2 separate regions of the Homo sapiens genome follow, and region 1 is linked to region 2. The links are chromatin loops, found by intact Hi-C in ENCODE. Cell type or tissue: stomach. All regions are shown on one strand. Links, peaks and the distances in the headings refer to the core of each region. The heading gives the core; the rest is flanking DNA. Region 1 overlaps CDKN1A (cyclin dependent kinase inhibitor 1A). Region 2 holds the start of MIR3925 (microRNA 3925).

Evidence for each region. Hi-C counts contacts between places; a loop is a spot of excess contacts. Peaks named below come from ENCODE experiments on the same cell type or tissue, not always from the same donor. Only the 100,000 strongest peaks of a DNase experiment are listed, where the experiment ranks them.
Region 1: a loop joins it to region 2, with 4 times the contacts of the local background. A loop is called at or near these places in 107 of 110 quality-filtered maps.

What each region holds. Positions count from the first base shown.
Region 1 is chr6:36,685,401-36,689,791 of GRCh38, forward strand. It overlaps CDKN1A (cyclin dependent kinase inhibitor 1A), which reads left to right. Exons shown (of 3, transcript NM_000389.5): 3 at 351-1,932. The coding sequence ends at 400. Among named protein-coding and RNA genes, the nearest start is that of CDKN1A, 8.9 kb to the left of the region's middle. RefSeq lists a silencer at 2,377-2,456. In stomach, for the core only: no CTCF peak of the experiment used is centred there; no DNase peak of the experiment used is centred there; H3K4me3 peaks cover 297 bases; H3K27ac peaks cover 518 bases.
Region 2 is chr6:36,621,306-36,625,678 of GRCh38, forward strand. It overlaps MIR3925 (microRNA 3925), which reads right to left and starts at 1,207; the gene lies at 1,131-1,207. In stomach, for the core only: CTCF peaks have their summits at 2,292 (motif pointing right) and 2,500; DNase peaks (open chromatin) are centred at 2,316 and 2,856; H3K27ac peaks cover 1,641 bases.

The DNA of each region.
Region 1 (4,391 bases), core at 154-4,153, 64 kb after region 2:
ACACAGCTCATGTGACTGAGGAACTGAATTGTTCATTTTATTTGATTGTAGTCTGTTTAAACAAGCACACAGAGCTAGTAGTGGTTCCTCTGCTGGGCAGCTTGACTTAGAGCAGACCCATGGGTGCGGGTGCGGTGATGGATAAAATCACATCTGTGAAGCATGGTGGGACACTCCATAATACCCCTCAAGAGACAGAGTGGACGTTCCCCGAGTTCTTCCTGTTCTCAGCAGTCGGCCCCATTGGCCCCAGGGAAGGGTGTCCTGGCCCCCCACTGTCTTCCTCAGTTGGGCAGCTCCGCCGCGTCCTCTTCTTCTTGGCCTGGCTGACTTCTGCTGTCTCTCCTCAGATTTCTACCACTCCAAACGCCGGCTGATCTTCTCCAAGAGGAAGCCCTAATCCGCCCACAGGAAGCCTGCAGTCCTGGAAGCGCGAGGGCCTCAAAGGCCCGCTCTACATCTTCTGCCTTAGTCTCAGTTTGTGTGTCTTAATTATTATTTGTGTTTTAATTTAAACACCTCCTCATGTACATACCCTGGCCGCCCCCTGCCCCCCAGCCTCTGGCATTAGAATTATTTAAACAAAAACTAGGCGGTTGAATGAGAGGTTCCTAAGAGTGCTGGGCATTTTTATTTTATGAAATACTATTTAAAGCCTCCTCATCCCGTGTTCTCCTTTTCCTCTCTCCCGGAGGTTGGGTGGGCCGGCTTCATGCCAGCTACTTCCTCCTCCCCACTTGTCCGCTGGGTGGTACCCTCTGGAGGGGTGTGGCTCCTTCCCATCGCTGTCACAGGCGGTTATGAAATTCACCCCCTTTCCTGGACACTCAGACCTGAATTCTTTTTCATTTGAGAAGTAAACAGATGGCACTTTGAAGGGGCCTCACCGAGTGGGGGCATCATCAAAAACTTTGGAGTCCCCTCACCTCCTCTAAGGTTGGGCAGGGTGACCCTGAAGTGAGCACAGCCTAGGGCTGAGCTGGGGACCTGGTACCCTCCTGGCTCTTGATACCCCCCTCTGTCTTGTGAAGGCAGGGGGAAGGTGGGGTCCTGGAGCAGACCACCCCGCCTGCCCTCATGGCCCCTCTGACCTGCACTGGGGAGCCCGTCTCAGTGTTGAGCCTTTTCCCTCTTTGGCTCCCCTGTACCTTTTGAGGAGCCCCAGCTACCCTTTTTCTCCAGCTGGGCTCTGCAATTCCCCTCTGCTGCTGTCCCTCCCCCTTGTCCTTTCCCTTCAGTACCCTCTCAGCTCCAGGTGGCTCTGAGGTGCCTGTCCCACCCCCACCCCCAGCTCAATGGACTGGAAGGGGAAGGGACACACAAGAAGAAGGGCACCCTAGTTCTACCTCAGGCAGCTCAAGCAGCGACCGCCCCCTCCTCTAGCTGTGGGGGTGAGGGTCCCATGTGGTGGCACAGGCCCCCTTGAGTGGGGTTATCTCTGTGTTAGGGGTATATGATGGGGGAGTAGATCTTTCTAGGAGGGAGACACTGGCCCCTCAAATCGTCCAGCGACCTTCCTCATCCACCCCATCCCTCCCCAGTTCATTGCACTTTGATTAGCAGCGGAACAAGGAGTCAGACATTTTAAGATGGTGGCAGTAGAGGCTATGGACAGGGCATGCCACGTGGGCTCATATGGGGCTGGGAGTAGTTGTCTTTCCTGGCACTAACGTTGAGCCCCTGGAGGCACTGAAGTGCTTAGTGTACTTGGAGTATTGGGGTCTGACCCCAAACACCTTCCAGCTCCTGTAACATACTGGCCTGGACTGTTTTCTCTCGGCTCCCCATGTGTCCTGGTTCCCGTTTCTCCACCTAGACTGTAAACCTCTCGAGGGCAGGGACCACACCCTGTACTGTTCTGTGTCTTTCACAGCTCCTCCCACAATGCTGAATATACAGCAGGTGCTCAATAAATGATTCTTAGTGACTTTACTTGTAATATTACTATTGTGGTTATTATACCTTATAAGAACAAATAAATGGGCTTTTGGGAAGGATTTCATAATTAAATAATTTTAAAAATTAAGCATTTAAATTTAGAGAATGCAGAAAACTTAGCAAACAGAAAGACTGCTGCAAAAAACAACAGCAAAACAAAAACTACTGTCACACCTCTGCAAAGATCACCAATGTCAATATTTTGGTTTGTTGTGTAATCTTTTTGTAAAGAATATATTATAGCTTAACATCATTATTCATCAGATAAATGCAAATTAAGATACCACAATAAGATACCACCATACACTTACCAGAATGATTAAAAAAGACTGACAGTGCCAAGCATTGGCAAGGTTATGGAGCAACTGGATCTCTTATTTAAAAAAACTGTTTGGGCCGGGCGCAGTGGCTCACACCTAGAATCCCAGTGCTTCGGGAGGCTGAGGCAGGAGATCACTTGAGGCCAAGGGTTCAAGACCAGCCTGGCCAACATGGTGAAATCTCTACTAAAAATACAAAAATTAGCTGGGCATGGTGGTGCACGCTTGTAATCCCAGCTACTTGGAAGGCTGAGGTGGGAGGATCACTTGAACCCAGGAGGCAGAGGTTGCAGTCAGCTGAGATCATACCACTGTACTCCAGCCTCTTCCAGGGTGACAGTGAGATTCATCTCAAATAAATACATAAATAAAAAACTGTTTGGTAATATCTTCTAAAGATGCCTACCTTCATGGCTACCTCATGACCCAGTAATTCTATTCCTGGACATGTTCTCGAGAGAAATGAGTTCATATTTCCACTGAAAAAGGCATAAGAATGTTCTACACAGTGGCTCACACCTATAATCCCAGCACTTTGGGAGGCTAAGGCAGGAGGACGGCTTGAGCCCAAGAGTGTGAGACCAGTTTGGGCAACATAGCGAGACTCTTATCTCTACAAAAAAAAAAAAAAAAAAAATAGCCAGGCGTGGTGGAGCGTGCCTGTAGTCCCAGCTACCTGGGAGGCTGAGGTGGGAGGATCACTTGAGGAGCTTGGGAAGTCGAGGCTGCAGTGAGCCCTGACTGCACCACTGCACTCCAGCCTGGGCAACAGAGTGAGACCTTGTCTGTCTCCCTCAAAAAGAAAAAAACCAAAAGAATGCTTCCAGCAGCATTATTATTAACAGACCCAAGCTAGAAATAACTGAAATGTCCATAACAGAATAGATATGCAAATTGTGGTATATTTATATAGTGGAAAGTTATCCAACATTACAAAAAACAAGGTGCTGTTGCATGCATCTTCTGGTTGTCTATTCATAATTAACCACCCCAAGACTGAGTGGCTTAAAACAATAATCATTTATTTGCTCCCAACACTGCAATTTGGCCCAGAACTACTTTTCAAATGTGGAATAATTCTCTACTGCACAGGGCAGAGCTTTCTACTAGAATCATAGAGTTCTGAAACGAGACTCTCCCCGCCAGAGGGGACTTCCAGGGACTTCACAACTGTCTACTTATCCACAGATAAAAGTCCAGGACCAGGGAATACACTGGGGCGTGTGACCCAAGTGCTTGTCCCATAGCCTGCACCTGTTTCAGAGCCCTCTCTTGCTCCGGCCGCTGCTTAAACATGGCAGCTTACTAAATCATCCAATAAATGGGCTGGAGTGATCTTTAGTACACTGCCTCTGAAACCCAAATTAAAAAGTGGTAAGAGGGGGGTGGGGGCCTGGGGGAGGGATAGCATTAGGAGAAATACCTAATGTAAATGATGAGTTGATGGGTGCAGCAAACCAACATGGCACATGTATACCTATGTATCAAACCTGCACATTGTGCTCATGTACCCTAGAACTTAAAGTATAATTTAAAAAAAAGAAAAAAAAATGGTAAGAGGTGCAAGATATACTAAGTTGTCCTTTACCACAGAGGGAATGACCCAGCATGCCCCAGTTTATTTGACCACTTAAAACTTTAATGATTTGATAGATCTCTAAATTGTTGTAGGGAAAGTGGATGTGAACCACTTTTGATCCCCTTTCCTGATACGGATTGAAAAGAACACACTTGTCATAGTATTGGCTTCTTACCATCAGAGGCTGTGTAGACTATTCTAGTAAGGATACGGTATCTGATCATGGCTGTGATTAGGGCTGCCCCGTGGATAATCATCAATCACCATGCTTCAGTGGGTTTTTACAGGGGCAGTATGTGGTGGATCCTATGGAGATACTATAGGGACCACCTCAGTATCCTTTAAGTCTCTGAGGGAATCACTAATTTCTACCCACCTGGGATATGCTATTGCTTCTGATTTACTACCTTGACCAGCGGGATAATTTTAGAGACTTCTACTTGGTCTTTCTTTCTATAATGGCTCTTATTCTACAGATGACAGAGAACGTGAGAATGTGGCAGAATGTGAGAGTTCTACTATCTGTGAAGCTATGCATCCCAATTTGTACTCAA
Region 2 (4,373 bases), core at 374-4,373:
CCCCATTGTGCAGATGTGGAAACTGAAGGTTAGAGATAGAAAGTTAGACCCTAGGGTGAGGCAATGGATGGCTAGGACTAGAACCCAAGGCAGGCTCCTAGGGCTCCTGCTTTTCCAGCACGCATCTACCATGCATATGTGCTACTACCAGGCCTGGCGCTAGGATTCACATCACTTTAGAGGCTGCTTGGTGAACATGGGCACCCACAAAAGCCCTGGAGAAGGCAGGTTCTTTCTCAGGAATGGCCAGTGGGTGTGAAGATCACAGTGTGGGAGAAAGATCAAGGAGGACTGAGGGCCACCCGACCAGGAATCATCTCCAGCAGCCTGTGGGTGACCGCTCGTCATCCAGATCAGCATCAGGAAGGTTCTGCACAACACCTCTAGGGAACACATGGGGATCGAGGTCCTGTGGCCGTCTTGGGGTCTGAAGATCTAGATTTAGCTTCTGGCAGTATCATGATGCAAACCTGGGCAAGTTGTTTTGTTCCCTGGACCTTGGTCTCTTCATCAGTGAAATGGAACTAATTATATTACCTCATAGGGCTATTATAAGGCCTAATAAAAAAAAAAAAGAAAGCATCCATAAACAATGTTTACTGAGCACTAGTAGTGCCAGGCACTCTTCACTTGTATTAACCCATTTGATCTTCACAAAAAATATTTTCTTTTTTGTTTGAGACGGAGTCTCCCTCTGTCGCCCAGGCTGGAGTGCAGTGGCGTGATTTTGGCTCACTGCAGCCTCCACCTCCCAGGTTCAAGTGATTCTCCTGCCTCCGCCTCCCGAGTAGCTGGGATTACAGGCGCCCGCCACCACACCCGGCTAATTTTTTGTATTTTTAGTAGAGACAGGGTCTCACCATGTTAGCTAGGATGGTCTCGATCTCCTGATTTCATGATCTGCCTGCCTCGGCCTCCCAAAGTGCTGGGATTACAGGCGTGAGCCACCGCACCTAGCCCACAACAAATTTTAGAGAGTAGGTACTATTGCTGTCCCCATTTTAGGAAACACAGAAGTTGGTTCCAGCCACAAGGAAGTGGCTTCATCCATCATCAAGAAGTTGATTCCAGCCCACGTGGATGGCTTTGAGGAGTTCAAGACTTTAGTGGAGGAAGTGATGAAAGATGTGGTGGAAATAGCAAGAGAACTAAAACTGGAGTCTGGAGATGTGACAGGCTCCACTTTCAGTTCTCTTGCTATTCCCACATGACCATGGTCCAGGATCCTGAGTTTATGTTCAGGAAATAAGACTCAGCGAAAACTTGCAGTCACTTTCATAATCATTAATGCAGAGATTCTCAATAAATTCTTAAGGCTCCACCACGCTCCAACATAAAGTAACACATTCAGTTTGTTACAGAAATGGTAATAAGGCAACACTATGCAATACTATGTGTACAATGCAGCACTTTGCAGTACCAAAATCCATGCCTACAAAGCACTGCACAAGAACACATACAAATAAAGGATATAGTAGAATGGCTGCCTGTGGGGTGGGGGCATGGAAATGACAATGGAGTGAGGGGGGAATACATGAAGCAAGAGGTGACTAGTCAGGACCAATGATGACAGCCAGCCATCACCTGGGGAATAGGAGGGACTCATCCCACTGCACCTGAGGACTAAAAATAAAATGGAATGGAAACAAGACCCTGGGTGAAATCACTCGGCCTGAAATACACTGGCCCTGGGCTCAAAGAGGAAAGGTGGGGACACATCCTGGGCTGCCTCATCAAACCAGGAGCCTGCAAGAGCATCCCTGTGTGTGTGTGGAGGGGGTGAGGACAAAGGGAGGGTCAACCACACCCAGTTCTGTGAGCTCAAACACCAGACTAAAGGCCACAGGCAGACCCTCCAAGGCCTCAGGGAAGGAGTGAAGAGAAAGGCCTGGGTGGTCAGTGTCAGAGGCGGCACAGTCACATGCTGTCATGCCTATTTCACCAAGGTTTAGCCAAATGCACTATTAGGGTGTCAAGAAAATATGGATATAGGGCAACAATCCTGTGATTGTATGATGACTGTAGGCTTGATCATCATAAGGGTCCTGCCATATGCTGGTCCAGTTGGCACACCCACCCATCTCCTGTGCCAGTGGAGTGTGCCTGTGAAACAGCAGTCAGCTCTTCTGGTGGCCCTGAGGATCGGGGTGAAGGAAGAGTGGATCTTCATTTAGTTAGTTTGCCCCTCTGCAGGAGGAGGGGAGTTGGATACAGACCTCTCCTAACAACCCGCCTGGCTACTGGAACCTTCCTGAGAAATGTGGTTAACCTCTGGGCGCAGAGCCAGCAGTTCTAGGCTCCCGTCACAAGGGGGCAGGATGGGGAAGAAAACAGGTTCTCAATTCCAGGCCTTGGACCTGTCAGGTTTGCTGGCAGGGGCAGGAAGGAGGGTGGGGTCGGGAGTGTGTGGTGGTTGATGAGGGATCCAACCATCGTTCCGCAAGAGCGGCTTGTTTATTAAACATGAAATGAGGGAAAAGCCTAGTAGCTCCATTGGATTGGGAAGAATGGCAAAGAGAGACAGGCGTCATTTTCTAGAAAGCAATCTTCACACCTGTTGGTCCTCACCCATTGAATGTCCTCACCCAATCTCCAACACAGAAATGAGTGACTGTGTGTGCACATGCGTGTGCATGTGTGAAAGTATGAGTGTGAATGTGTCTATATGGGAACATATATGTGATTGTATGTGTGTAACTATGTGTGACTGGCAGCGTGGGGAGTGCTGGTTGGAGTGTGGTGTGATGTGAGTATGCATGAGTGGCTGTGTGTATGACTGTGGCGGGAGGCGGAAGGGGAGAAGCAGCAGGCTCAGGTGTCGCCAGAGAGGCTGGGAGGAAACTATAAACCTGGGCAATTTCCTCCTCATCAGCGAGCCTTTCTTGGGCAATAGGGGCAGAGCTCAAAGTTCACAGAGATAGTGCCTGGGAGGCATGAGGCAAGGCGGAAGTACTGCGAGGAGGGGCAGAGGGTCTGACACTTGAGGGGTTCTAATGGGAAAGGAAAGACCCACACTGAATTCCACTTAGCCCCAGACCCTGGGCCCAGCGGTGCCGGCTTCCAACCATACCAACCATTTCCAAGTGTTGCCGGCAGAAGTTAACCTCTCTTAGCCTCAGTTTCCCCACCTGTAAAATGGCAGAAGTAACCAAGCTTACCTTCCCGGCAGTGTGTGAGGATGAAAAGAGCTATGTACGTGATGCACTTAGAAGAAGGTCTAGGGTGTGAGTGGTACTCGTCTGGTGGGTGTGGAGAAGACATTCTAGGCAATGAGGACTGGGGAGAGCCTGGCCCATGGCTTCCACTCAGCAAGGTCAGTCTCTTGTCCTCTGCACTCCCAGCCTTCCAGAGAGGACCTTCCCAACCAGCACTCCCCACGCTGCCAGTCACACATAGTTACACACATACAATCACATATATGTTCCCATATAGACACATTCACACTCATACCTTCACACATGCACACGCATGTGCACACACAGTCACTCATTTCTGTGTTGGAGATTGGGTGAGGACATTCAATGGGTGAGGACCAACAGGTGTGAAGATTGCTTTCTAGAAAATGACTCCTGTCTCTCTTTGCCATTCTTCCCAATCCGATGGAGCTACTAGGCTTTTCCCTCATTTCATGTTTAATAAACCTTCCCAATGGCGAAATGGGCTTTCTCAAGAAGTGGTGAGTGTCCCATCCCTGCGGTGGGGACAGGGGTGGCAGCGGACAAGCCTGCCTGGAGGGAACTGTCAGGCTGATTCCCAGTCCAACTCCAGCTTCCAACACCTCATCCTCCAGGCAGTCTTCATTCTTGGCTCTAATTTCGCTCTTGTTTTCTTTTTTATTTTTATCGAGAACTGGGTGGAGAGCTTTTGGTGTCATTGGGGATTGCTTTGAAACCCTTCTCTGCCTCACACTGGGAGCTGGCTTGAGTCAACTGGTCTCCATGGAATTTCTTTTTTTAGTGTGTAAACAGCTAAGTTTTAGGCAGCTGTTGTGCCGTCCAGGGTGGAAAGCAGCCTGTTGATGTGGAACTGCTTGGCTCAGATTTCTTGGGCAAACAGATGCCGTGTCTCTCAACTCACCAATTAAGAAGCCCAGAAAATGTGGCTTGGAGACCACATGTCTGGTTATGTCTAGTAATTCAGATGGCTTCACCTGGGAAGCCCTTTCTGAATGTCAAAGCCATGAGATAAAGGACATATATATAGTAGCTAGGGTGGTCCACTTCTTAGGGGCCATCTCCGGAGGTGGTGAGCACTAAGTGCCAGGAAGAGAGGAAACTCTGTTTTGGAGCCAAAGCATAAAAAAACCTTAGCCACAAACCACTGAACATTTGTTTTGTGCAGGTTCTGAGTCCAGGGAGGGCTTCTGAGGAGAG